Linked DNA regions of Homo sapiens: region 1 is linked to region 2. Evidence: chromatin loops called from intact Hi-C (ENCODE). Cell type or tissue: Caco-2. All regions are shown on one strand.

What was found. Hi-C counts contacts between places; a loop is a spot of excess contacts. Peaks named below come from ENCODE experiments on the same cell type or tissue, not always from the same donor. Only the 100,000 strongest peaks of a DNase experiment are listed, where the experiment ranks them.
Region 1: it touches region 2 in a loop (10-fold over the local background); 24 of 110 quality-filtered maps call a loop at or near these places.

What each region holds. Positions count from the first base shown.
Region 1 is chr5:141,664,086-141,666,585 of GRCh38, forward strand. It overlaps ARAP3 (ArfGAP with RhoGAP domain, ankyrin repeat and PH domain 3), which reads right to left. Exons shown (of 33, transcript NM_022481.6): 17 at 2,339-2,500; 18 at 1,226-1,289; 19 at 837-1,000. Among named protein-coding and RNA genes, the nearest start is that of FCHSD1, 14 kb to the left of the region's middle. RefSeq lists a silencer at 1,087-1,156. In Caco-2, a CTCF peak has its summit at 1,085 (motif pointing right); a DNase peak (open chromatin) is centred at 1,096.
Region 2 is chr5:141,959,456-141,961,955 of GRCh38, forward strand. It overlaps a transcript of RNF14 not described here. Among named protein-coding and RNA genes, the nearest start is that of PCDH12, 2.5 kb to the left of the region's middle. In Caco-2, CTCF peaks have their summits at 745 (motif pointing left) and 1,453 (motif pointing left); DNase peaks (open chromatin) are centred at 731 and 1,456.

The sequences.
Region 1 (2,500 bases), 300 kb before region 2:
ATAAAAAACTTACAAAGGGCCAGGTGTGGTGGCTCACACCTGTAATCCCAGCACTTTGGGAGGCCAAGGTGGGTGGATCACCTGAGGTCAGGAATTTGAGACCAGCCTGGCCAACATGGTAAAACTCACCTGTACTAAAAATATAAAAATTATCCAGGTGTGGTGGGGCACGCCTGCAATCCCAGCTACTTGGGAGGCTGAGGCAGGAGAATTGCTTGAACCCGAGAAGCGGAGGTTGCAGTGAGCTGAGATCATGCCACTGCACTCCAGCTTGGGCAACAGAGCAAGACTCCATCTCAAAAAAAAAGCAAACAACAACAACCAAAAAAACTCACAAAGAATTATGGGGGCCACTTGCACAGCTGACCATTTAAGCCCAGAAAACCTCCCACACAGAATAATTCTGCTTAAAACTTCTGGGAATGTGCTGCACAGCTCAGCTCTCACCTCGCAGCTGCTCGCTGTTTGCCATGGCTCTGTGTCCTCAGTCACATTTTCAGTGCTCCTCCCCTACTCCACACTCTGACGAAACTTCTGAACACTTACTACATGCCAGGCCCTGCGCTCAAGGCTTGACAGGCATTGTCTCACTGTCACAATTATCCTGGAAAATGAGGACCGTTGGCCCCATTTTACAGATGATGGAACTGAGGTTCAGAAAAGCAAAGCAGCCTGCCAAGAGTCAAATGACCAGCTGGGGTCCAGCTGCAGTTTCTGGAGGCAAAGCTCTTCCAGGCTGTGCTCACGTTCCACCCTGGCTGTGCTCACGTTCTCCACCCCCTCATCACCCCCACCCCCCACCCCCATTGGCTCAGTACCAGCCAGTGCCTACTCACCATGCTGGGTAACAAAACTGATGCAGGCATCCACGATGATGGGGATGTCACCCCGGCTCATCTGCTGCTCCTGCAGCCCTGTGCCGCCCCCACCAGCCGCGCCCCCAATGGCTGCGTTCCATGCCGTGAAGTCCAGCCGGCCCTCTCCTTGCAGATACAGGGTCCTGAGACCCCAGAGGCCTGAATCAGAGCCAGCTCCGACAGGCCCAGATGCATGGGGACCAGACTTCCCAGAGCCACCAGCAGAGGGCAGCAACACCCAACCCAAATCATCCTGGAGCAAGGGAAGAAACTTTGAGGAAGTGGGCAATGGCCCAGCAGGCCAGGTTGCAGAGTATGGGCTCTGCTCCAGGAAGGGGAGCCCCAGGTCAAGGGCAGGGGCAATTTACCTTCCTGTCTCCACCAGGACCAAATGCTCTTTCTTATCTGGGGTGTCAGCTGCAGAAACCACACCTGGGAGGAGAATCAGTGGACATTTTCATGATTATCGTCTTCATTATAGAGACTATTATTTATTAAATGCTTAACGTGCATAGATGCCAGGCTAGGAGCATTACAAAAAACGTTCAGTTGAATCCTATGAGTTATGTACTATTATTCCCATTTTATAGGTGACACATTAATCTCAGAAAGTTTAAGTAACTTGCCCCAGATTACTTGCTATAAAATGGCAAGGCTGAGCACAAACCCAGGTCTCTTGTTTCCAAAGTCCTAAAATATTATCTTACATTGTTCCTCTTTTAGGAGAAAGGAAAGCAGTGAGGGCACCCAGTCCCCTCTCCCAGGACCCAACCAGCAAGTGATTCCAAATAATAATAATATTTATAGACCGGGCGCAGTGGCTCACTCCTGTAATCCCAGCACTGTGGGAGGCCAAGGTGGGTGGATCACCTGAGGTCAGGAGTTCAAGACCAGCCTGGCCAACATGGTGAAACCCCTTCTCTACTAAAAATACAAAAATTAGCTGGGCGTGGTGGCGGACACCTGTAATCCCAGCTACTTGGGAGGCTGAGGCAGGAGAATTGCTTGAACCTGGGAGGCGGAGGTTGCAGTGAGTTGAGGAGTTGAGATCATGCCCTTGCACTCCAGCCTGGGGGACAGAGCGTGACTCTGTCTCCAAAAAAAAAAAAAAATAATAATAATAATAATAATAACAACATTTATTGAGCACTTAAAAAATGCTTGTCAGGCTCTGCGATACATGTTTTAGATGCATTACCCTATTTGAACCTCACTACAACCCTCTGAGGAAGGTGTTATTATTGTGCCCATTTTAAAGATGAGGAAACTAAGGCACAGAGAGGTTAAATAACTTGTCCAGGGATATACAGCTAGGAAGTGATGAAGGTGGGGTCTAAAGCTGGGCAGTTTCCCTTCAGAGCTTGTACCTGAAGCCACCATGTTCTGCTGTTTCCCATAAGAACCCCCAAATAATAAAGGTCTGCTTCCATGCACCCGCATGGCCACCCTTCATCCCTGTCCCCCCAAACCTCCCCGCTTACTGATCTCCTGTAGCCGCCGCAGATGCACCATGTCCTCAGGGGCTGGGGGGCCTGGGCCCGGCGCTGAGCACAGGAAGAGGTGGTCACCACGAAGGAGGCCAAACCCTGACAGCCAGAGACCAGGGGCCGGGGCTGTATGGGAGGGGGACCGCAGCCATAGGC
Region 2 (2,500 bases):
AGCCTTATACCCACTTCAAGGTTGATCCCTGAGGCTCATGAAGCATTTGAGGTGATGAGAATGAACGCCAGCTTCCCTAGATGGGTGTTTGCTACTAAGCCCTTGGGGCCAGAGATGCCATGTTTGGACCCAAGTGGCACTAGTCAGGGCTTATTGGCATGGAGGCCTGTGGTCATCAGGACTGGGGTGGCTAAGGGACAGTCACCTGCACTCCTTCCCTTTCTCTCTGGCTTTTCTTTCCCTTAACTCCATATCCCACTCCTGAGGTTTCCCAACTATTTCACTGAAACCCATTAAACCATAGCAAGGGGCCTGAATCCAGGGCCACCTCCTACAGCATGGCCCTGGAGACAGACAGGCCACTCACAAGCTCTGAGACACTGCACAAGGGACTTAACCTCTCCTAGCCTCTGTTTCCTTCTCTGAGGGCTGTCATCGATCTCACAAGGTGGGGTAAGGACTCAGCACAGGGCCTGGCTCAGAGAAAGCACTCAGCACATAAGGACTATGATTTTGCTGTTTATTATCTTCCAAGTTTTATGCCTCATACGCAAATGGCAAAGATGGCCTTGCATTTGTCCCTTCACTTTTTTCTTTGCCTCTTTGGCAGGAATCCCATTTCTCAGGTCTCCCTCAGCTTGGTGTGGGCAAGGTGCTGCCTAAGCTACTAGGAGCCCCTGGGAGCTCAGGGACACAAGGGTGCCCATTGCCCCCTGCTGGCAGCCCACGTGACAGTCTCACTATCCGCCCCGCAATCGTCCCCCTGTGTGCCTGACAGTGAACAAGGCAAGGGGCTGACAGTCGCAGGTGGGGGCAGGGAAAATGAAAGGCGAGAGGCCAGTAGAATGGCTCTGGAATCAGGCCTGGGGGTCCGGGAGGCTCCTCATGGAGGGCACACGCTGAATCCTGACGGACCTGGAGGAGTGAGCCCGAGGAAGTTGAATAGGCAGGAGACAGGCAAAGCTGGTGGCAGGGGCAAAATGGGCAAAGGCCCCGAAGTGGGCAGGCTGGCTCCTGGCTGTGCTGCAAGAGGGTCAGTGCAGTAGTGTAGGGAGGAAGGTTGGGCAGGGGACATAAGCAGGGGTCCTCAGATGATGCAGTGGCCTGGGTTCCCATGGCTAAGAATTTAGACCTTGTCCTGAAGGTCGTGGAGTGCTTTTGAAAAGCTCTACGCAGGATAATGAGAACAGCGACCACATGCCAGGCCTTGTCCTAAGTGCTTTACCTACATCCTCTCATGACGCACTCACAGCCATACCATCACATTGAAGATGCTGAGCACACAGCGTTAGGTAACTTGCCCAAGATCACACAGATGTGCCCTCCAGAAAGGCCTTTTGGCTGCACCCTGGAAAATGGCTTGGAAGGGAACAGAGAAGAGGGAGGGAGCCTAGTTGAGAGTAATGCAGGGGAGCTTTGATGCAGAAAACTCGTTTCCAGAGCGCCATCTGGTGGCCAAAGGCAGAGAAAACGGCACAGAGGCAGGGACCGGGGACAGCCACGAAAACAGGAAGTGGGTGCCTGGGGTTCATAAATATCCACAGCTCCAGCCCCGTGCTACACAGAAGAATACAACAGGAGAAGCTACTCACTGATGACAATAGTATCTCTTAATGGAAAACCTAACGTGGACCAAGGCCACAGAAGGAGTTATGGAATTCATGATAATTTTACTTGTGTTAACATTTATATTCTTCAGAGGACATTGTTTTATCTATATATATTTTACATGCAGTTATATATCTGTTGGGTGTGTGTGTGTGTGTGTCTGTGTTTTGACTGGGAATGTGAATGCAAAAAAATGATGCATAGGTCGCAAGAAAGTTTGAATTTAGATTTCATAGGTGGTTTTTATTGTTTGTTTTATTCACACTGGGGACATGAAGCTAAGATTACCCTTTGAGATTTCAAAGCTGGCAAACAAGGCCCCAGACTTTTTTAAGGTGATCACCTCTGGAAATGAGGTCCCCATTTAGCAATTTTCTCTCCTCCTTCTGGCTGCAGGGGTCAGCTGATCTTTAGCAGTCAAATGCCAAGGGGTGAATGGAGCTGTCACTAGAGTTCGTCTGGAAAGGCGACGTTTTCCTGAGTTTTGAAAATAGGTTTGAAGGAGTGGAGGTACTCTGAAATAGGTTTGAAACAATTGAGGACAGCCTCCCTTAAGTCCAAAATATTTTTTTTAAAAGGGCAGGATTAGGGTTTGTGCTTGAAGGCCTCACTAACCACCAAACTTGGGGTTGTTCACACTTGGGTTCTTAACCACAGGGAGGGCTGAGGGGTGAAGTGGGAAGGGTGGGGGTTCAGAGAATCTTCTTAAAACACCTGGAGTCCTAAGGAACCTTGAGGGGTCAGACTAGTAAGGTGTGACTCTGACCCTTGGAGGACTCCCAGGCCAGCTGAATGAAGGCTGAGATCACACCTCGCCCCTACGAATGTCCCGCTGGGCTGGCTGCCCCACTTCCAGGGCTCTGGTCTTCCAGGCTTTCTCCTCGTGAATCTC